Regions from separate parts of the Homo sapiens genome. Here regions 1 and 3 are each linked to region 2. A link is a loop called in an ENCODE intact Hi-C map of the cell type or tissue named here. Cell type or tissue: Caco-2. All regions are shown on one strand.

The links. Peaks named below come from ENCODE experiments on the same cell type or tissue, not always from the same donor. Only the 100,000 strongest peaks of a DNase experiment are listed, where the experiment ranks them.
Region 1: a loop joins it to region 2, with 6 times the contacts of the local background. A loop is called at or near these places in 2 of 110 quality-filtered maps.
Region 3: a loop joins it to region 2, with 3 times the contacts of the local background. A loop is called at or near these places in 5 of 110 quality-filtered maps.

Annotation. Positions count from the first base shown.
Region 1 is chr7:47,554,764-47,562,763 of GRCh38, forward strand. The region is part of intron 1 of TNS3 (tensin 3); the gene reads right to left. Among named protein-coding and RNA genes, the nearest start is that of TNS3, 23 kb to the right of the region's middle. RefSeq lists enhancers at 1,571-2,299, 3,028-3,755. In Caco-2, no CTCF peak of the experiment used is centred here; DNase peaks (open chromatin) are centred at 3,418 and 4,063.
Region 2 is chr7:47,814,673-47,822,672 of GRCh38, forward strand. PKD1L1 (polycystin 1 like 1, transient receptor potential channel interacting) reads right to left here. Exons shown (of 57, transcript NM_138295.5): 46 at 6,404-6,514; 47 at 662-785. PKD1L1-AS1 (PKD1L1 antisense RNA 1) reads left to right here. Exons shown (of 4, transcript NR_161269.1): 3 at 3,354-3,523; 4 at 4,835-5,175. Among named protein-coding and RNA genes, the nearest start is that of PKD1L1-AS1, 23 kb to the left of the region's middle. In Caco-2, a CTCF peak has its summit at 4,857 (motif pointing left); DNase peaks (open chromatin) are centred at 440 and 4,849.
Region 3 is chr7:47,630,573-47,638,572 of GRCh38, forward strand. No RefSeq gene overlaps it. Among named protein-coding and RNA genes, the nearest start is that of LINC01447, 13 kb to the left of the region's middle. RefSeq lists an enhancer at 4,103-4,814. In Caco-2, no CTCF peak of the experiment used is centred here; DNase peaks (open chromatin) are centred at 1,409 and 4,819; H3K4me3 peaks cover 775 bases.

The sequences.
Region 1 (8,000 bases), 260 kb before region 2:
TTCACACCTGTAATCCCAGCATTTTGGGAGGCTGAGGCAGGTGGATCACAAGGTCAAGAGATGGAGACCATCCTGGCCAACATGGTGAAACCCCGTCCTACTAAAAATACAAAAATTAGCTGGGCATGGTAGTGTGCGCCTGTAATCCCAGCTACTCAGGAGGCGGAGGCAGGAGGATCGCTTGAACCCGGGAGGCAGAGGTTGCAGTGAGCCGAGATTGCGCCACTGCACTCCAGCCTGGCAACAGAGCGAGACTCTGTCTCAAAAAAAAAAGAATGGAATCTACCCTTGATAAAGAAGATGCTGTACATATTATTGAAATAACAACAAAATATTTAGAAAATTACACAAATGTGGTCGGGCGTGGTGGCTCAAGCCTGTAATCCCAGCACTTTGGGAGGCTGAGGCGGGTGGATCACCTGAGGTCAGGAGTTCCAGACTAGCCTGGCCAACACGGTGAAACCCTGTCTCTACTAAAAATACCAAAACTAGCCGGGTGTGGTGGCAGGCGCCTGTAATCCCAGCTACTTGGGAGGCTGAGGCAGGAGAATCGCTTCAACCCAGGAGGCGGAGGTTGCAGTGAGCTGAAATCATGCCAACACACTCCAGCCTGAGGGACAAGAGCAAGACTTTGTCTCAAAAAAAAAAAAAAAAGAAAGTTACACAAATGTAATTGTGTAAATGTAATAAAGCAGCAAGAGGGTTTGAAAGGACTAATTCCAATTTTGAAAAAAGTTCTACCGTGGATAAAATGCTATTAAACACCATCACATGCTACAGAGAAGTCTTTCATGAAGGAGTCAACTGACGTGGCAAACTTTATCATCGTCTTATTTTAAGGAATTGCCACAGCCACCCCAACCTTCAGTAGCTACTGATCCGTCCAAAGCCATGAACTTGTAGGCAAGACTTTCCATCAGCAAAAAGATTTTAACTTGCTGAAGGCTCAGATGATTGTTACCATTCTTTAGCAATAACGCATTTTTAAATTGACATGTACATTGTTTTTCTAGACATACTGCCATTTTCACACTTAATATAACTACAGCTTAGTATAATCAACTTTTATATGCACTGGGAAACTAAAAGATGTGTGCAACTTACTTTATCTCAATATTCATTTTATTGCAATGGTCCAGTTGGCACCAAACTGCAGTATCTCCAAAGTAAGCCTGCACACACATAATACACACATGCACATTACATGCACATAGACACATACATGTAGGTGTGCATGCATGCATGCACGGTATACATGTGTGTGTTCATGTGGACACACATACACTTGTGTACATATACATTTAGGAACGTGCACTTACATACACACATACGCATATAAACACACACAAAGGCGGAGGCAACCAGTTGGAGTTCAGTGTGTGAATCCCATGTTCAGATTCTCCTTGAACCCACATGCCCTCTTTTGTAGAATAACCCTGTTGACAATTGAGCAGTAAGAGGTTCTAGTAAACTGCAGAAGATCCTGGAGACACTTTAAAATCAAAACGTGATTTTTAAAAAATTACCTTTAGTAAAACAAGTCAGCTACTCTAAGGAGGTTCCCAGATAGATTATTTAGAGTCCTCATCCTGAGACACACTAAGGGCCAAGACCCCCTGAGCAGGGGTCTCTCCAGGCCATCTGGGGACAACTCTGCACCCCCATGAATGTGGGTGTTCTGCCTGTCCTGGGGCCCTAGGAGCCTCCGGCCTGAGTCTGGGCATCTGAAGCTCTGAGGTAGGGAACCGAGGACGACAGAGGGCCCCACATCCCTTAGGCCCAATCCACAGGCGAGCATGATTATTATTTTGTTGGTTGTTTGACTTTTCTTTCCCTAAGCCCATAATTGTGACTTCCTCCCAACAAGTTCCTCCGGTCAGTGGGTACATCTGAGTCACACTCTGGGGGCAGGGGCGAGTGAAGCTTCCCAAGCTGAGGGAAGCAAAGCAGAGGCATAACAGCTGAGATCTTCAGGGGCTGCAAAGTGCGGGCCCCAGGCCAGACGCTGCCCGCTCTCACTGGCTGGGCTGAGGGGAATGCAACCTCCCATAAACCCAAATGGCAAAACTCCACAAGTCTTTGGTACAGTGAGCATGGCATGCAAGGAAGGAATGGCACCTGGCGATTCTCAATGCAACGGTGCTGGGCAGAAGGGCAGGTTGCAGCCAAGAGGCCCTACTCCCAGCCCTCTGTCCTCCAGTCCCTGCCACCAAGCCATGCCCCCCACAGACGATAACCAGGAGCAGCGGGGGCGGGGAGCAACAGAACCTGACCTGTGCAGGGTGTGCAGGGTGCCTAGTCCCCATCTTCCACCAGTTGGTGATGCATCCGAATCCTGATCTCTGCCTGGAGCACATGAGGAGGCTCAGATCCACCTTGGACAAGTCCTGCAAATGTCCAGGGTCAGAACAATCCTTAAGACCAACAGTGCGTCTGGGAAAGTTTACAAGCGTCCTACGTAAGGGAGAGGCTGACTTTTCGTCTTTCCTCAGGGTGCAGTCACGGGTGATATGCACAGCTTTGTCAGAGGCTTTGAAAACCAGCAGCCGCCAAGGCTACTTCCACCAGAACCATCAAACCTGCCTGCAGCGAGCTCACAAATGGACCTTTCTGTCCCAACACTACTATTTAACCCAACCCTCACCCATCTAGGGGGTGCTATCTTTTAATCTTTCAAATACAGGAAAGGAAGAGTCACAATGTGGAACGAAAAAAATGGTCCTGTCCATTTCTGCAATGCCTTTCCTTGCAACACATACAGAAATCTATCTTAAGTAACAACCAGGTAAAGCACCCATATGGGTAAATAACTGAAGGTTTTATGGGAATATGACGTGGCAACTGGCAGAATACTCTCTGGGATTTTTCATCCTAGTTTGTTTTTTTAAGTGCCAACTGACTTCTCTGCCTACTAATAATTGGAGGCGCTGGGGACATTTGGAAATGTGAGGACATTTTAACCATCACCACCACTGGGGTGGCCACTAGCATGTAGTGGGAGGAGGTAGGGAGGCCACGCCATTCCTAGAGCAAACTGTCCAACAATGAATTATTCCACACCACATGCCATGAACCACGCCTTACTGGATTACATCCACAGTTCAAGAATGTGTGTCATGGAATTCTCCAGAGGAAGTCTCCAAACTGGAAGGATGGCCTCTTTTCCAGAGGGCTGCGTAGAAGGCCTGCGGTGAGCAGGCCTCGGGACATCTCTGCTGTCTGCCCATCGTCCCTCTGGCAAATGACAAATGACGAGAACTTCTGCACCACTCCCACCCCCACCAAGGAGGCCTGAGCACACGAGGCAGGCCCAGGCTGGCCCTCCACTGTCCACCCCCATGTGGGTGCTGACGCCTGTATACAGGACACTGCTTCCTGCAGGCAAGAATGAGGGAGCCCGATTCTAGCATCAGAGCCTCTTGTAGGTTCCCAACATAAAAGGAAACAGGGTATTTGCCGTCCTGATAAGAGCAAGCTACAGCAAGCCGGTGCCGAGGAGGATCAAAGAGGCTGCGCCACCTCCTAGGAATGCTTCCTCGGCCTGCATTGTTTTCTTCTTTTATTCTTACCCCAGGGCAAAAAGCAAAGCTCCCAGTCTGTGCCTCATTTCAGGCTAACTTGACACTTGGCAGAGGGTCCCACACCCTCCTCCATGCAAGAGTGGGTGCCTCCACCAACCCCAACCCCTTTGTGTCCATCAGCCCAACTTCAAAGAGGCCGACCCCAGCACCTCCCCACCCTGCAGTGGAGCACACCTGCAGGGACCAAGAAAGGCCCAGGTTTTCATTCTAAGGACTTGGGGTTCAGGCCCACCTCTCCCATCACCTACTTGCAAATTTCCACCGACTCCTGTTTCGTCGATGGAAAAACTGGGACAAAATAACCACAGCCTCCCTGGGCAGGTTTCCCACGCATGAGGAGAGGACAAGGCCCACTGCCTGGGGCCCCCCTCAGCAGAGGGTCCCAGCTCTGCCTCCCCAGGGTCCCACTCTCCCACACAGCCACCCTATGGGACATTCCTCTGTGTACACCTGCAGGAAAACCCTGCTCAGGGTCCAAGTCCAAGCCCTCCTTGGTTATGTCCAAGGCCATGAGCAGGAGGAAGCTTTGCATGACCCCCTCGAGCCCTTCCACTCACCTGGTAATGGCAAAACTGGCCGCAAATCTCCCAGAGCCGAAATCTCCCCAGAGGGAGCCCAAGGGAAAGCACTGGAAGGCAGAAGCAAATCTCGCAACGCCCGTGTATATAGACCTCCCATGTCACTCTTCCAACCCCATGTTTAATGCATATTTAAATATACAGACAGGCAGGTCGTGGTGGTTCACACCTGTAATCCCATCACTTTGGGAGGCCAAGGTGGGCGGATCATGAGATCAGGAATTTGAGACCAGTCTGGCCAATATGGTGAAACTCCATCTCTACTAAAAATACAGAAATTAGCCAGGCATGGTGACGCGCGCCTGTAGTCTCAGCTACTTGGGAGGCTGAGGCAGAAGAACTGCTTGAACCTGAGAGGTGGAGGTTGCAGTGAGCCAAGATCACGCCACTGCACTCACACCTGGGCAACAAAGCAAAACTCCATCTCACAAAAAATAAATAAATAAATAAACAGACATCAAGACACATGTTCAGATTTTTAATAATGGGAGCGGGAGAATTCTCCAAGGGACAGCAGAGGTGGCTTCACAACATTGCATCTTAGGAATGTGCCCTTGGCGAGTTCCAAGAACTTTCTGGTGCAGGGCGGTGCCTCAGCCTCGTCACATCATCTTTACGCACCCCAGGACTATGCAGAGAATGGAGAACAAGAGGCAGGGATGGGGGCTGGAAGGGGCTAAAACAAGAGCCACAGGAGCCAATCTTACGAGAGGCCAGCCCTCCTGCTCTACATCTCTGAGGCCTCCATCAAAGTTCACAGCATCCTATGGCCCCAGTCTCCCTGGGGCCCTTGTCCATCTCTGCACTCACCTCCTTCCACTCCCCCTCATTCCAGGCCCAAGCTCCACCATGCATCTTCATCAGGGCAATGGGCAGCCTGGGGACCAGGACACGCAGAGAGAGCTGCTGTAGCATAGGACAAGGAAACCCTGGCCTTCACATTCGGCGGTCGAGCAGCCCTGATGATCTGATGAAGCTACAAACCCTGAGAACAATCCACACACACTACACCTAGCATGAAGGGATTCACGATGCTGCTGAGGGCCACTGGGGCCCCAAGGTAGGAAGCTGGGTCTACACCACCTGCTCCACCCCCGCAGGACTGCAAGAGCCGGCCGCGGGTCTCCCTTTGCAGCCCACCTCAAACTGGGCTTTTCTGCATCATTGCCATGGTCAGAATGTCTGTGACCCGCCCCCCTACCCCCAATTCCTATGTTGAAGACCTGAACCCCAAGGTGATGGTATGAGGAGCTGGGGCCTCAGGAAGGTGGTTAGGTCATGAGGCTGGAGCCTCAGGATGGGCTTAGGGCCTCATAATAATGACCCCAGGGAGCTCCCTCACCCCTCTACCATGTGAGGGCACATAGAAGTCACCATCTATGAACCAGGAAACAGGCCCTCACCAGACACCGAGGGCCTTGATCTTGGACTTCCAGCCTCCAGAACTGTGAGAAATAAATTCCTGTCGTCTATCAATTGCCCAATCTAAGGTATCAGGTTGTAGCAGCACAAACCAATTAAGATATCACTCTGTCCAAAACCTGGTGTTTTCATGTCTTCCATAAATCTGCCCAACCAAAGCCCTAAACCTAACTTCTCACCCGGTGGCATTCTCCCCAGACTCCCTTGTCCACCTCTCTGCTGCTGTCAGGGGCAACCAGTCCTTGGCCGACTCTGCCTGTGGTCCCGCTGGCTGCTCCTGCAACCCTCGAACTGGGATCCCAGCACAGACATCAGCCTACAAATGACCCCCTTTCCAGGGGCAACAGCAGCCCCACCTCTCAGCACCCCTAACTTGCTCCTCTCAAACCCACCCAGAACAGTGTCCTTTCTGAGGTCCTGGCTGGGGGACTTGGGAATGTCCTGGAGCCTGGAGCCTCCAAGTCCTCAGTGAGGAACCCAGGCGCCACCAGATCCATCTAGAAACAGGCTGTAATCCCCAAGCAACCCTGTGTGACCTTGTGTGACCCCCACATCAGGCAGGCCATGGGTGTCCCCATACACAACTGCCAGACCCCTGGCCTCTGATGTCAGGTCACAGTGACTGCTCACCCCAGGGATTTTCAGGTGTGACTTCATGAAAATATCACTGTAACACCAGAAGTAAACTGAGGCACAGCGTGGTCACCTCTTTGTCTAGGGTAATAGGGATAGGACGTGGTGCGACGCTGGTTGGGCAAACTTCAGAGGGTAAGCTAGGACAGATGCTCATGCCTCTGTAGTCCCACACACCTAGGTTTATTCTTCTGTAGCTCGAGTGCAATATTCTAGTGCTTTGTCCTTGTGTCTCAGAGTTGGACACATGGAGCACAGGATGCTCAAATCCCTGGCACCTTATTCTTAGGGGCCTGAATCTTATCACACTGCCTTTGGCCACCACTGGGAGTGTTAGAGACTGTTGTGTTCCACTTCTCTAATGTGGTGGGTGCAGGGTATGCTGAGGACTATGCAGGGACCCTATGGGACCACCCACCTCAGGATTCAGCCTCAGAAACTTCTCTACTTTCCAGAATAACTTGTTTCTGTTCATTATCTGTTTTTCTTAACTCTTTTTTTTAAATCGCTTAGATACCAAAAAACAATTCAAAACCATTGTTTCCCTCATCACAATGGCTACTAGGAAGCTCATAGCCAAATCATGCAGTCACCTCAGAAGTGTGAGGCTGTGTCATTCCTTAGGTGGGTTGCAGGTATCAGCAAGGGGCCAATTTTTAAAATAAAATTTGCTGAATAAGTAAATGGAAGAGTCAAGCAACATTTTAGAATGAAAAACATGGCCACAATATTTCTCTCCCAAGACTCGTCAAAAGGTGGAATCTATTTCCTAACCCTGGCATCCGAGCTGGTCTTGCTTTGGCCAATGGAATAGAACCTGAGGTGTTGCCTGCAGCTTCTGCCTTTGCCCTTGGGTGACCTGAGATAAACCTGCTAAGAAGCAGGACTATGCAGACAGAAAGGCCAGGCTGTGAAGACCTGCTGAGCACAGCTCCCATGCAGCTAGCCCACTAGACCTCAAGAAAGAATTTGTTTTCCTTTAAACCACTAAGTTATTTAGTCTGCTTCACAGTAGATAGCTGGTTCAGCCACTTAGTCTACTGGTAACCTGAATAGGTCAATCCTTACTAACAGCCCAAGGTGGCAAGTAATTGAAGCACAGTTGCAATACAGTTTGATAGGTAAACATTTCTCCATTGCAGTAATGATGGCAAAAATTCCCTGTGCACCCTGACCATCCAGGGGAGGAGTGGCCTCCCCTCCCTGGACTGACCCAGTGTATGTCTCTGACCCGGAGATCATTCTGGAAATGGAAAAGCCAGCTCATTTTTCCTCAACAGAGTTCTGCAAAAAAAATCTTTATCATTGATAGTTATCTTAAGTAGACTCAAAGAGATGGAATTAGATTTATTTGGTCAAAGGTGGATAAACACTTGAAAGGTCACACCCTTCAGTCTCATCTGCTGCCTTTTTTTTTTTTTTTTCCCATATGGAGTTTCACTCTTGTTGCCCAGTCTGGAGTGCAATGGCGCTATCTCGGCTCACTGCAACCTCCGCCTCCCGGGTTCAAGCGATTCTCCTGTCGCAGCCTCCCAAGTAGCTGGGATTACAGGTGCCCACCACCACACTCGGCTAATTTTTGTATTTTAGTAGAGATGAGGTTTCATCATATGGGTCAGGCTGGTCTCAAACTCCTGACCTCAGGTGATCTGCCGCCTTGGTCTCCCAAAGTGCTGGGATTACAGGCATGAGCCACCGCACCAGGCCTAGTCTGCTGCCTTCTACTGGAGTGCAACATTTCACAAAACTCTGCAACCAAGTTTATGGGACATCCTTGGAGATGCTG
Region 2 (8,000 bases):
ACAGCTAACTTTTGTATTTTTAGTAGAGACAGGGTTTCCCCATGTTGGCCAGGCTGGTCTCGAACTCCTGACCTCGTGATCCACCTGCCTCAGCTTCCCAAAGTGCTGGGATTACAGGTGTGAGCCACCGCGCCCAGGATATTTCATTTTTAAACATGGGAAAGGGGTTGAAAATAAAAGCTGAGCAAGGAATGGGATTATGCAAAATGCATATTAACTTTTTCTTCCGAACTTGGGATCAACCTCACCTCTTTCTGGAAGCTTCCTTGCACTTCCTCTGTTTTGGGGTGGTTCTTGTGTTTCCTTGTCAGGGTATTTTGCACACGGAACTAGAATCTTCCATTTCCTGACCTCCCACCCCATCAGCCTGAGGGCTCCTGAGGCTCTGCCATAGCCCTTGTGTCTATCTCAGGCCTGGGAAGCACAGGAATCTGGAGAATCCCGTGCAGCTCAGCAGGGTGTAATGGGATGGGGCCAATGGGTTCTGGCAGGAAAGGAACAGGATGCTCTGCTGGGACCCACTGGAGAGCCACCGGCCTTACACCTGCATGGTCATTCAAGAACCTATGCAGTGCTGCAGTTCAGCATTAGTGACTGTTTCACCCACTGCAAGATAGCTTTTCTGAGATGATCTCCTATGAAGAGGAGACGGAAAGCTCACCTGAGCCCCCGGCACACGGGCTGACGGGGTGCCTCCCGGGTACAGGCCATCCAGAAGTGTGGTCAGACTCCAGTCCCACCAGTCAGCGATGTTTCTCAGGCCACCCAAGCAGTTTCTGGCATTTCTTAATGCAAGAACAAAAATAAAAAGTTGCTTCTGCATCAACAAGAACAATGAAACGTGAGAACAAAAGCATGTTTTCTTGCCAATTTTTCTCTCATTCAGATTTCAGGTACTCTGCAGGAATTAAACTCAAGCTGCTTGCAGCGTGAAGCATGAAACCCTGGAACTCACTTTGCTCCTTAGTAGCAGGAGATAAGAGAGAATGGCGGGTGAAGCACTTGTTCATTTGCTCACTCCATCAGTCACTCAACAAACATTACTATGCAACTACTAGGTGTCAGGCACTCTTCTAGGCACTGGGAAACAGAAAATCAATTCTCTGCCCTCCTATGGGGAAACAGGCAACAAATAAGACAAATAAGCAAACATATACTATGTTGTGACAAATATGAAGGAGGAAAAAAAAAAAGCAGGAAAGACAGGCAAGTGGTGGGGTAAGCAGATGTTCAAGCAGCCATGGAAGCTTCAGTAGGTGGTGATGTCTAGCAAAGACCTGAAGGTGAGGGTGGAGCCCGTGGTCATCTGAGAGAGGGTATTAAAGGCAGAGGGGACGGCGAGGGCTTCCGCAAGCCTGAAGGGTGGGAAGGTGTCGGGGCCACAGGGCTGGTGCAGAGGGAGCGCCGGGGCTAGGGTAAACAAGGGAGGCTCTGGGACACACAGACCAAGACCCAGTCCTCTCTCTGCACTGACTGCCGACTGGGCGCAGCATGTGACTGGCCTCCCAAGATGCCTGTGAGTGGCAGATGTGAAGACATAGATGAAGTGCAGTGTTGGCACAAACACTAGTCTGTTTTCTTTCCAATTAACTTCTTCATTATGTTTATAGATATGCTTCATTTTTCCACCAAGGAACTGATTTAAGGGAGCACTGAAATAACATCAAATGAATGAAATTTATCATTTTTAGTTTGCTCAGACACTGCTATAAAGCCACATGCACAGGCCAAGGCTGTGCATGGCAGCAGCAGGGTGTCCATTTGGCTCTGAGCTACAGCCAGAGGCAAAAGGATAAAATCAAGTGTTCCTACGAGAAAGCAAAGTACCTCTCACCTAACTCTAAAAAACTTTCTCATACATAGCTTCCCATGAAGAGTCACTGAAGAATGGAAAGGATGGGGTGCTCATCAACATGCCCTCAGCAAACAGAAATGGCTCTGATGTGGCTGTTTCATCCAGGTTTCTCTCCACAAAAAGGGGAGACCAAAATAGTTCTCAGGAAAAGGAATTTTGTCATAAGGTGAGAAGAAGTTAGAAAGTCACCCAAGTACACACAGTTGAATGCCTGGTCCAGCACCAGATCCAGACTACTCCAAAGAATGAACACACTATGAATCATTCAGATGATGGCCATGGCTTTGGTAAACGAGGCTTGAGAGCAAAGTTGGGCTGTAGACAGCAGGCCTGGAGCCGACTCTTACTGTGAGAGCCAATTTTGCACAACTCCTCCCAACTCCATGTTCAGTGATGTCACATTGGTGGTGTGAAAGACCATGGTGGTTCCGGGCGTGGTGGCTCATGCCTGTAATCCCAGAACTTTGGGAGGCTGAGGCAGGCATATCATCTGAGGTCAGGAGTTTGAGACCAGCCTAGCCAAAATGATGAGACCCTGTCTCTACTAAAAATACAAAAAATTAGCTGGGCGTGATGGTACGCGCCTGTAATCCCAGCTACTCAGGAAGCAGGAGAATCGCTTGAACCCAGGAGGCAGAGGTTGCAGTGAGTAAAGATCATGCCACTGCACTCCAGCCTCAGTGACAGAGTGAGACTTCATCTAAAACAAACAAACAAACAAACAAAAAAACCATGGTGGGAGGATTTACACCACGGAAATTGGCTGGCAGATGCTATAAATCAGTGCTTTTGTTCTCCAGTTATTAACTGTTTCCAGCACACCACAAAGACTATGTTTACAGGTAAGGTGTAGAACGGACACTCCACTGTTGATTCAGAGCAGATTTTGCAGATAATTTAGAAAAAGTTTTTAAAAACCTGATAGTCATGACAATAATTGGACAATATTAAAAAAATCAAAGACAAATAAATGTCACTAGTGTATAGAGTAATAAAGAGATGCAGTAGCCTCAACCAATAATCTGTATATACTATAAATGTGTTCGAAAATTTCCATATGGCTGGGCACGGTGGCTCAGGCCTATAATCCTAGCACTTTGGAAGGCCGAGGTGAGTAGATCACTTGAGGCCAGGAATTTGAGACCAGCCTGGCCAATATGGCTAAACCCCCGTCTTTACTAAAAACACTAAAATTAGCCAGACATGGTGATGGGCGCCTGTAGTCTCAGCTACTTGGGGGGCTGAGGCAGGAGAATTCCTTGAACCCGGGAGGCAGAGGCTGCAGTGAGCCGAGATCGCGTCACTGCACTCCAGCCTGGGCAACAGAGCAAGGCTCTGTCTCAAAAAAAAAATTTCCATAGCATGTATGAGTAAAAGTCTAGTGAATTAATTTATCTGACTGGTTTTATTTCTTTTTTCTTACGAAGAAATGATCTCTTATCCTTTCAAGTATTTGATCTTCATTGGTTTATACATCTTTAGAACTTAATCTTTGCAGGTCTTTTATTGGGTGCTGGTTCTTAACTCTGGACTTCTCTACAAGTTTTGTCAAACTATCAAATGCAGAGCAAATTGGAGGCCTGCCAGAGCACCCAGAGGGTGGAATGAAGCAACAGAGAGGCATCAGGAAAGGAGAACACAGATGGAGACAGAGATGGGAGGCATAAGGTGAGCAGATACATCTCTGCAAATATTCACGCCAAAGGAAAGGAAGAATGAGCCAGGGGGCACAGAGATGCAGTGAAAAGGGCGGGAGGGTAGGAAAGAGGCAAAGGATGGCTGGAGGTGAATTTTCAACAGAGGAAAGTGTTGAGCATCTGCTGTGGGAAGCAAGATGATTTGACGACAAACATTGTACATTTATAGCAACTAATATGATCCATTTTCTGTGTTTTTAAAGAATAAAGTATAGACATTATAGCCATGTTGAGTTTGCACCACTTTCGGGGAAATGGTATCACTTCTTGACACTTGCTTCCCTATTGGAATAACATTAAGAAACTAAGTTAAAAAGCCCTGAAAATAACCCAAAGCCAAAAGGCCCAATGGCCAGACTGCAGACATCTCACACCTCACTCCTGGCACACCCAAAGTGCAGGTAGTGAACCAAATGAGCCAGGAGTATTCTGGCCCTGTCTGTATTAGTTACCGCAATTATATAAAATAAGCCCACAAAGCTGGCTAAACAATGCAAAAGATAAAATCAGCTGTTATTTTACTTTTATGGCACTTGGATAGAACGCTTGCTTCATTGATTGGTGCTTTATTTGCTGGTTTATTTTTTGTTTTATTATTTTTTTTTGGAACTTCATGAAGTCTTTCATAAGTTCAGAAACACTTCAAATACAACTTAAATATGGCAAAATCCAAGAACGCAATGACTACTCAGTAGTCCAGTTCCCTCCCTTTATAGATGAAGATGCTAAGTCCGAGCACTTGCCAGAGTCACCTGGCAACCAAACATGAGTTGGGGGCCCAGTCTCGGAACTCTGTTTCATCCATTTCCACTCCTGGGCTTATTTAGCTTCTCTATCTGGAATGCTAGTAAATGCCAAACCCTAAGTTGTTGTTGATGTTTCAGGATTAGGTATTGGGGGCTAGGGGGTGAGACGGAGAGGGTCCACTTTAAACATTCCATTACCAACCAGGATACTTGAATATCCCTGCCTGGTGGCCAGAGCACCCAGAGGCAGTGAGGTTTTGCATCCCTATGGGAAACATAAGGTCTATGTAAATCCAGGAGTTGTGAATGTGAGCACATCAATCTCATGTGCACCTGAGAGATCTCACAAACATTATCTCAGCTGCGATATTTCTGATTTGAATATCAAGAAGCAACAATTCATATGAGAAATATGTCAAATAATGTTGACTTGTGAAATGTGAGATGAAAAATAAACTAGCAAAAGCCAGAGGTTTTTCATGTTTAGATTTCCATTTCCATTGAGGACCCAAATTATCACTTTGTTTTGCACACAGCACCACCTACTGGCACAGGCTGTGCACTTGCACGGATAGGAGAGCTGAAAAGTTGGTCATGGATGGAAATAACTGCTGGTTTCACAAATGAGGAGGCAGAAAATTCCACTTAATTTCACTATTACAATGCTCAGCAGAAAAAAAAAAACAAAACAACTTGGATTACTGAGCTACAGAACACCCAGACTCATAGCACTGGGACTTCCAGGTCTTACCTTACGAGTGGGTCACAACACTGACAAAGGGGACAATATCCATTAGCCATTATCTTGCTGCGTATGAATAACCCTCTCTCACAAAAATAAAGATAAATATGTTCTGAAATAATTGATAAGATTAAATTGACTTTCCAGCCACTCACTTCTGCCAAAAAATCCAACCAAAAAGTATTTACGTCAAATTGAATTACTTAGTCAAAGGCAACAAACACACTGATAGAGTTGCTGCATAAATGTGTCTTTAAATATTCACCAGAGTAAATAAGGTAACTCCTGGAACACACTGAATTATTGTATTTACCAGCATTGAAATCATAGCAAAGAACCAATATTATTTCATATCATGCACTTTATAATTCAAAGCCACACTGCCTTGAAAGGACTATCAGACTGACTGTTTGTGGCAGGTGAAAATAAAGCCTAACCATGGATTCAAGAACAACTCTCAAAAAAAAGAAGACTACATTAAATGCACCTGTTGATGACAATATGCATCCCAATTTTAGAAGCACTGAGACATGGAAAAGAAATATGACACAACAAAATGCTATCATGCTTGCCTTTGCCTGGTGGTATCACGGAAATTTTTCTGCTTTACACTTTTCAGTTCTGCTAGATTTACCTATGATCAACATCTACTACTTATAGAAAGAAGGAGGAAGAAGCAAATGAACAGCTTGAGAAATGATCAAGAACTTGAGAGGTGTTAGAAACTGAAGGCCGGGCGTAGTGGCGCACACCTGTAATCCCAGCACTTTGGGAGGCCGAGGCGGGTGGATCACTTGAGGTCAGGAGTTCAAGACCAGCCTGACGAACATGGTGAAACCCCATCTCTGCTAAAAATACAAAAAAATTAGCCAAGCGTGGTGGCACATGCCTGTAATCCCAGCTACTTGGGAGGCTGAGGCAGGAGAATCGCTTGAACCTGGGAGGTGGAGATTGCAGTGAGCTGAGATGGCGCCATTGCACTCCAGCCTGGGTGACAAGAGCAAAACTGTCTCAAAAAGGAAAAAAAAAAACTGTTAGAAATTGAGTGTCAGTTATTACGAACTGCAACCATAGGCTTTGATAGAAGAACTCTGAGGTCTCCAGCAAAAAAGAAACTGCAAGACCCTGTTTTGGCACAGAACTTAAAATTCCTTCAAATATCCTTGTTTTGCTATTTACCCCAAACGAGATGCTAAGAACGTGTCCAAAGTCTGTGAATGGAAGGGGGTTTTATTACTACCAGGGAAATGGTGACAATCTTTCCAGTATTTCATATGTGGGATGTGAAACATGGGGAAGGTGCACACAGGCTATGGAATAGTGCAATGGCCCCAGATCTGGAAGAGTTACCCAAACCTCCTACCTTGTAAATTCTTTCCGGATAGCTTGATTGAGGGAGTATTCATCTTGGGAAAATCTCCCATATATTACACACAAAAGCAGAAGCAGCATGAGGATGTCCATGGAAATGTCTCTGTAAGAAGAGTTTTTAAGTTAGCATCCATACAGACCCTGTATGTAGGTACCTGAGTGCTTCAATTTGCAAAAGATTTATTATTATTATTATTATTTTTGAGACGGAGTCTCACTCTGTCACCCAGGCTGGAGTGCAGTGGCACAATCTTGGCTCACTGCAACCTCTGCCTCCTGGGTTCAAGCGATTCTCCTGTCTCAGCCTCCCGAGTAGCTGGGACTACAGGCACGTGCCACCACGCTCGGCTAACTTTTGTATATTTAGTGGAGACGGGGTTTCTCCATATTGGCCAGACTGGTCTAGAACTCCTGACCTCAGGTGATCCACCTGCCTCAGCCTCCCAAAGTGCTGGGATTACAAGCGTGAGTCACCATGCCGGGCCAGAAGATTTTAAATGAAACTCGGCTTTTAAATCCCTGGGAGAAAATTTTTGTATAATAGTGTGAGATGTGTGTTGGGGTTTATTTATTTATTTATTTTGCATATCAATATCAAGTTTTCCCAGCACTTTTTTTTTTTTTGAGGCAATCTAGCTCTGTTACCTAGACTGGAGTGCAGTGGCACAATCTCAGCTCATTGCAACCTCCCCGTCCCCAGTTCAAGCGATTCTCCTGCCTCAGCCTCCTGAGTAGCAGGGATTACAGGCACCCACCACCACGCCATGCTAATTTTTTGTATTTTTAGTAGAGATGAGGTTTCACCATGTTGAGCAGGCTGGTCTTAAACTCTTGATATCAGGTGATCCACCTGCCTTGGCCTCCCAAAGTGCTTGGATTACAGGCATGAGTCACCATGCCCGGCCCCCAGCACCATTTTTAAAAGATCATCCTTTTTCCATTGGATCATCTTTCTCTCTCTGCCAAAAAATCAGTTGAGCATATTTGGGTAAGTCTATTCCTGTGTTCTCTATTCTGTTCCATTGATTTGCGTGTCTATCTGTCCCCAAATATCATGCTGCCTTGGTTTCTGCAGCTGTATAGTATGTCTTAAATTCAGATAGTGTGCGTCCTCTGACTTTGCTCATTGTTTTCAGAATTGTTTAGGCTATTCTAGTTCCTTTGCTTTCCATATAAATTTTAGAATCAGTTTGTCAATATCTGTAAAAAAAAGCTTGTGGTATTTTGCCGGGCGCAGTAGCTCACGCCTGTAATCCCAGCACTTTGGGAGGCCAAGGCAGGCGGATCACGAGGTCAGGAGATCGAGACTATCCTGGCTAACACGGTGAAACCCCATCTCTACTAAAAATACAAAAAAAAAAAAGAGCCAGGCATGGTGGCAGACACCTGTAATCCCAGTTACTCGGGAGGCTGAGGCAGGAGAACAGCTCAAACTCGGGAGGCGGAGGTTGCAGTGAGCCGAGATCGCGCCATTGCGCTCCAGCCTGGGTGACAAAGTGAGACTCCGTCTCAAAAAAAAAAAAAAAAAAAAAAAAACAGCTGTGGTATTGCATTGAAACTACAGATCAAATTAGAAAGAATAGACTTCT
Region 3 (8,000 bases), 180 kb before region 2:
GCCTATTATACTTTTTATTGTTATTTTAGAGTTTACTTTTGCTTATAAAAAAGAAGTTAACTGTAAAACAGCCCCAGGCAGGCCCTTCAGGAAGCATCCAGAAGAAGGCATTGTTATCACAGGTGAGAGCTCCATGCATGTTATTGGCCCTAAAGACCTCCTGATGGGATGAGATGTGGAGGTGGAAGACAGTGATATTGATGGTTCTCACCTTGTGTATGCCTAGGCTAGTGTGTCTGTGTGTTAATTTTTAACAAAAAATGTGAAAATTTAAAAATAAGACTTTAAAAATAGAAAAAAGCTTATTTAATAAGGATATTAAAAAGAGAAAATATTTTTGTACAGCTATAAATTGTGTTTGCATTTTAAGCCAGATGTTATTTTAAAAAGTCAAAAAGCTAAAAAATGTAAAAGTTTATAAAGTAAAAAAGTTACAGGAAGCTAAGTTTAATTTATAATTGAAGAAAGAAAATTTAAAAATAAATTTAGGCCAGGTACAGTGGCTCACGCCTGTAATCCCAGCACTTTGGGAGGCTGAAGCGGGTGGATCGTCAGAGGTCAGGAGTTCAAGACCAGCCTGGCCAATATGGCAAAAATCCATCTCTACTAAAAATACAAAAAGTAGCCCAGTGTGGTGGCACACACCTGTAATCCCAGCTACTTGGGAGGCTGAGGTGGGAGAATTGCTTGAGCCAGGGAGGTGGAGGTTGCAGTGAGCCGAGATTGCGCCACTGCACTCCAGCCTGAGTAACAGAGCGAGACTCCATCTCAAAATAAATAAATAAAATTAAATGTATTGTAGACTAAGTGCAGTGTTTATAGAGTTTACAAAGGTGTACAGTAATGTCTTAGACCTTCACATTCACTCACCACTCACTCACTGCCTCACCCAGAGCAGCCTTCAGTCCTACAAGCTTCATTCCTGACAATGCCCTATCCAGGTGGACCATTTTTTTTTTATCTTTTGTATACTGTAACTTTACTGTACTTTTTCTATGCTTAGATAGGTCCAGATACACAAATACTTACACTATGTTACAATTGCCTATAGTATACAGTACCAGAACACGTTGGACAGGCTTGTAGCCTAGGAGCAATCTGCTGTCCGGTGTAGCCTAGGTGAGTAGGAGGCTCCACCACCTCGGTTTGTGTAAGTGCACTCCATGACCGCACAATGACAAAATCTCAGAACGTATCCCCGCCATGAAGTGGTGCATCACTGCACACATAGGCCACATATGCACCCGGGCTGGACTTTCAGTAAGCACCTGCCCCCTTGTGCTAGTGTCTGAGGAGACTCAGCATGCTGAAATGTCCCGCAGTGAAGGGGAAATGTGGAATGAGGGACACCGGCATGTGCGATGGGCAAGAACCAGCTTGGAGCTGGTTCGGCCACCAGGCACTGGCTCGGGGCAGCTGAGCAGGCCCTTAACTAGCTCGCCTTCCTGCAGGCATCTTTTGCACACCTGCTGTGTGCCGGGTGCTGGTTGAAGATGCAACCTCTGACCTTTAGGGATTGCAAGCTTGAGCTCGGTGGGGACACAGATGATAGATAAATAACACAGTGTGATAACCATCTGGTCAGGGATGGAACCTGATGAGGAAGAAGTGACTGGAATCCTCCTGGGCTGGAAGGTGGGGGAGCTTTTATGTCTGCAGTCTCTTTGGGTAGGGAAGAAAATGAAGCAGGGGAGGCCTTCCTGTAAGGGGAGTCAGTCCAGGGTGTCAGGGGGTGGGTGGGAGAGGAACCTGGGAAGGCTGCAGGGCTGCACACTGTGCGTGGGGCAGTGGAGGCTCAGAATTTGGCACCCTGGGTGATGTCCAGCCATCAGAGTGTTTGAGGTGGGGGCAGTGCTTCAATCAGATGAATATTTTAGGAAGAACAGGCTGAAGGCAGCCATGTGGGGCTGGGGCAGGATGGGGGCCTGGGAGGGGACATAAGGTTGGGGCTGAGAGGCCCTCTGACGGGGGCTGGGAAGGGAAGGAAACAGAGAAGGAAGTGATGGTGAAATGAGGTTCTGTAGGAACTTTGGGCTCGTATAGCAATCCCCACTCTTGGCGCCTGTAGTCCCAGCTACTTGGGAGGCTGAGGCAGGAGGATGGCATGAACCCGGGAGGCAGAGCTTGCAGTGAGCCGAGATCATGCCACTGCACTCCAGCCTGGGCAACAGAGTGAGACTCCGTCTCAAAAACAACAACAAAAAAAGAAATCACCACTCTTGTGTATGTCAAAACACTCTCCTAAACATACATGTTTCCCCACGTCCTCTGACCTTCCCCACCAAACTGTAAAAGGCATCAACACAATCTTAGTAGATAGAGAAGGAGAGAAGTAAGCAGGCATCTTTCGAAGTCTTCTTATGTGCTAGACACTGTGGTGGCAGATTCCAGCGTTCCTTTAATTCAACTTTACAACAAACCTGTGCAGTGTGGCCTGTATGCCCACTCCACGGATGAGGACACAAGGTTAGGTTAAGAGAGGTGCAAGGGCAGAGTGGGAGAGGGGCCATTTAAGCCAGTTCTGCCATGCTCGAACACTGGGAACTCCAGGCTCAGCAGTCACTGCATGAGGAAGAGGGGACAGTGGACAAACGCGGCAGGAGCCCCCAGCCTCTGAGCAACAGCAGAGTATCCTGCGCTGACAATATCTGAATGTCACATACTCTTTCTTTTTTTTTTTTTTTTTTTTTGAGATGGAGTCTTGCTCTGTTGCCCAGGCTGGAGTGCAGTAGCGCTATCGCGGCTCACTGCAAGCTCCGCCTCCCAGGTTCATGCCATTTTCCTGCTTCAGCCTCCCGATGTCACATACTCTTACAAGACAAAGCTCACAGTGAGGGGGGCAGGAGGGACTTCCACTGCTGGGGTCTGCTTTCCCTGCTTAGCGCCCTCACCTCCTCTTGAGCTTCCAACCTTCCGTCTCAGGCTTGTTCTCTCCAAGATGGTAAAACAGAGCTTTCTGTTTGTTTGTTTGTTTTTGAGACAGAGTCTCACTTTGTCACCCAGGCTGGAGTGCAGTGGCACTATCTTGGCTCACTGCAACCTCCACCTCCCAGATTCAAGTGATTTTCCTGCCTCAGCCTCCCAAGTAGCTGGGATTACAAATGTGCACCACCATGCCCAGCTAATTTTGTATTTTCAGTAGAGACAGGGTTTCACCATGTTGGCCAAGCTGGTCTCGAACTCCTGACCTCAAGTGATCCACCCGCCTTGGCCTCCCAAAGGGCTGGGATTACAGGCTTGAGCCAACACACCCGGCCTGTCTGCTTGTTTTTAACAGACATGTTTGCCTCTTCTTTTTTAAAAAAAGCAACACCACCCCCAACCCCAAATAAATCTCAAGAAAGAAAAAGACCTTGATCAATGACTCTTTTTCCTTTAATTTTAATGGAATGCATAAGGTTTAAAGTCAGAGAGAGGAGGGTTGGAAGCTTGGTCCATCTGGTACTTGCAGTGTAAACTTGGACAGGGAATCTCATCTCTAGTTTCCTCTTCTGTGAAATCGAGATAATCCTACCTTCTTCACAAGGTAACAACACAGATTAAACAAGATGATGAATATAAAATGCTTGGTCCCAGCCCTAGCTCATTGTACACAGCTGCTCCACATAAAGTATTGAAGTTACTATCATTGCTATTAACTCTGACTCTCTCTGGTCCTACAAGTGCTCCTTAAGGAGGCTCCTTTAGGATGACAGGGACTGTGTCCAAGGCTGAAGTTCTGCCTGTCCAAGGCTGGGCTAAGCCACCAGTCTGGTCAGTTCAGTGGGTGGTTACAGGGTTAGGGGCTTTGCTGGGATGAGTAGTCAGTTTACCTAAGTGTGCAATCAGTTCATCTTGCCAGGTCAGACATGCCAGCTACTGCTGAAAGTATGTGTATTTAAAGATTGTCTGAGTCTGCTCCAGCTGCCATAACAAAATACCACAGATGGCTTCAACAACTGAAATTTATTTCTCACAGTTCTGGAGGCCAGAAGTCCAGGACCAGGGTGCCAGCATGGTTGGGTCCTGGTGAGGACTCTCTTCCTGGCCTACAGACGTCCGCCTTCTTACTGTGTCCTCACATGGCTTTTCTTCTTCTGCCCTGGTTGGGAGAGGGGGAGAAAGAGAGAGGGCGGGGAGATCCCTTTCCTCTTTTTCTCCTTGTAATCCTGTGGTGGGTAGTCCCACCCTCTTGACCTCATCTAACCCCAATCACCCCCAAAGGCTCCATCTCCAGACACCATCTCATTCAGGATTAGGGCTTCAGCATGTGAGTTACGAGGGGACCACAAACATTCAATATTGGGTATCCTATTTCCCAAGAACGAATAGTCTTCAGGGGAGTGAGTGTTGAGATAGAATGACTTTTGCTTGGAGGCTCTCTGCCCCTCTTAGGGGGCTGCATGGATTCTCCATGGGCGCTGTTGCCCATGCATCTTCTCTGTGCAGCTTCCTGTGCCTGACTGTTTAGACCTCACCGCAATCCCGCATGTTGGTGCTGTTATGACCCCCCTTCTGCCAGGAGGAGAGCAGCTCAGGGAGAACTGGCGTGCCCAGACGACACAGCTAGGACGGGGCGGGGGCTTAATGGAGCCCAGAGCTCTGCGTGCAAGTCCAGGCTCATCCCCACCTGCTCCTCCACTCCCAGAGAGCCCCAGCCTCTCGTGGTGCGCTGGACGAACCTGTGCTGCTGCAGCTGGTGGCGGGTGTACTTCTGGGCGTGAACTTCACGCTCACTGGGAGCAGCCCATGCACCGGCCCCCTCGGTGCGCTCAGGTCTCAGGTGCCTCCGGGAAAGAGGAGAAGGCAGCTGTCTCTGCGCTGTCCCTGAGCCTGATGCCTGTCTGGAATCCTACTGATGAACTGTGAGGACCAGGCTGGCAGCAGCCAGCTCATTAGGTCTTGTCCTCTGAGAAACGCCTGGCAGAGGGCGGGGCAGCCGGCCAGGAGCAGCGCTGGGAGGAGGGTGTTTGTTTTTGACACAGAAGAGCTGGAGAACACTGCCATTCGTGAGCTGACCTGGAAATGCTGGCGGCCCCTTGGCAAGGGAGCTGAAAAGGGCAGCCCCCTCTGTGGAAGGTGGTCGAGGGGTGGTGCTGGGTTGTCTGAGAAGACATGGGCTGGGCCTAGGTGAGACTGAGCAGAGCGTGGGAGCCCAGGGAAAGGTTCAGGGCCAGGACAGGGAAGGAGGGAGGGGAAGAGGGAGGGAAGACAGGAGAGAGAGGAGAGGGAAGCAGGGGGGAAAGGAGAGATGGGGGAGAAGAGAGGGGAGAAGGAAAGAAGAGGAGGGAGGAAGGAAAGGAGAAGAGGAGTGAAGGAGGGAGAAAGGAGACAGGAGGAGAGGAAGAAGTGAGGGAAGGAGAGAAGGGAGTAGGGAGAAGAGGGGAGAAGGGGAGAAGGGAGGAAAGGGAAGACGGAGGGGAAAAGAGGAAGGGAGGAAGCAGGGGCACCCCAGAAAGGGCCAGACACTCTCCAAAGTTACAGCATCCTCACAGCATGCCCCCTGAGAAGGCAGCATTCATGCCATTTTGTTTAAGTGAAGAAACAGGAATGAGTGCCAGAAATGGGACCTGGGCCGAGTTGGTCACAGCCAAACAGAGAGCAACTGGGTGGCCCATGGGTGCATCCAGCCTGTACCCGTGGTTTGGCCTGTGGTATTTTTGCATTTGTTTTCAGTTGAGTTCGTTGCCAGCCTTTAAACATCAGGAGACTTTACACAAAACCAGGGACTGTTGGCTTCTTTTTCCACACAGGCCCTTCTGGACCCACAGAGTCCACATTCCCCAAAGTGAAAGCTGCCTGGCCTCTGGGGGTGCACTGGGTCCAGCACCCACAGGTGAAAGTGAAGTCAGCCAGTGCCCCGTCCTGGAAGCCTCTGGATTAACTGCGCAGAGTGGTCAAGGTCTCGGGGACTTTCCCCATTGCTGGGGGGTCGGGGGAGGGGATCCCCTTACAAACACCTCCAGGCCAGGTGCTTGGCTCTAAGGCAGGAACGCTTTTCTGTGTCTTGGCTCCCGGGCTGGGGACAGACAGGGAGCCCGTGAGTTTGTTGGCTGGAGTCACCCTTGACTGTCATCCTCGGGCTGCATCTGAAGGGAAATGGGGCTTTTAACAAAGTCAGTCATCCAAGAAAAACAACGCCAGATAATTTTGAGGCTAAAGAGCAGCCCTCTGCTCCCATCCCTGCCTGATTCTTTCTAGGGCAGGACGTTTGCTTTATTTTTTCATGGCGATGTCAAGCAGAAACATTTTCCAGGTCCTGGCAGCCCAGTGGTATGGAAGGCGTCTTCCTTCCCGCCCTGGCATTAGCTATGGCTGTCACTTACAGCAAAATGAGACACTCTGCGACTGTCTGACTGCCTCCAGGCGCTGGCTGCATTTGTGCAGGATTTGGGGCCTGGGCAGGCTCAGCCGACTCAGAAGAGCCTGTTTAAAAATGAACTCTTTTATGTTCGAAAGTTTCAAAAATAGAAGGAGCCAAGTTTAGAGATGGAGATGCCATTTAAATGTCTATGGTTACGAGTGCTGTGGGTGGTGGCCTCCCAGCCTCCCTGGGCCGCGCCTGCTCCCCATGGGCCACAACACCACCCCCCCTCCTCCAGCCGCTGCATTTTCTTCTATTCCCAACTGTGCGCCACAGAACTTTTACAGTTATTCACAAAGGAAACCTCATAGTAACAAACACATTTCAGAAACCTAAACCTGGTGCAGGAAAGCAAACGGCCAACATTTATTTAATTTTATATCTTAACATGCATGGTATACTATATTCAATCATCTCCCCTCTATCTTCTAAATGATGAGAACCTCTCAACACATAGAAAATGTATAATAAGGCCAGGCGCAGTGGCTCATGCCTGTAATCCCAGCACTTTGGGGGGCCGAGGCGGGTGGATCACGAGGTCAGGAGTTTGAGACCAGCCTGGCCAATATCGTGAAACCCCGTCCCTACTAAAAATACAAAAATTAGCTGGGCATGGTGGCCCAGGCATGGTGCCTGTAGTCCCAGCTGCGTGGGAGGCTGAGGCAGGAGAATTGCTTGAACCCAGGAGGCGGAGGTTGGAGTGAGCGGAGATTGTGCCACTGCACTCCAGCCTGGGTGACAGAGCAAGACTCCGTCTCAAAAAACAAAACAAAACAAACAAACAAAAAATATTTAATAATAGCACAGCATGCACCATTATATGTCCTACCTAGATTCTGTAATCAGTAACATTTTACCGTTTTTTCTTTTTTGCTATTTTCTTTTTTCTTCTGAACTGCTTGAAACTAAACTACTGAGTTATGATGCTACAGACCTAAGTATTTCAACACACCTCTCCTGAAAGTAAAGACTTTCTTTTTTTTTTTTTTTAAGACAGGGTTTTTCTCTGTTGCCCTCTGTTGCTCGGTTCACTGCAGCCTCTACCTCTGGGGCTCAAGCAATCCTCTCACCTCAGTCTCCTGAGTAGCTGGAACTACACGTGTGCGCCACCACGCCTAGCTAATTTTTGTTCATTTTTTGTAAAGACAAGGTCTTACTATGTTGCCCAGGCTGGTCTCGAACTCCTGGGCTCAAGGCATCCTCTTGCCTCAGCCTCCCAAACTGCTGGGATTCCAGGTGTGAACCACTGCACCAGGACAAGACATTCTTTCACATAGCCAAAATAACATCATCCTACGCAAACGATCAACCATACTTCCCTAGGATTATCTACTATCCTGCCATATGCAGATGTCCCCAATGGCCCCCAAAATGTCTATTACAGTTGGTTTTTGGCCCTGAAGCAGCATCTAACAAAGCTTCCATTGGTTGTTTTGCCTTTTCAGAGTCTCCAAATGTGGCACCCTTCCCCTTGTTTCTTTCTATTGTCCTATTTTTTCAGTGACACCAGGTATTGTTGGCATTTGCTTACCCTAGGAAGAGGTCCGAGGCACAGTCCTCTGTGCTCCCAAGCACCCTAGGAGTCCCTGATCTCTGCTCTGGAGTCCTCTGCCCACCGCAGGCCCCAGCAGCTCCATCTATGGCCCCTCACCCACCC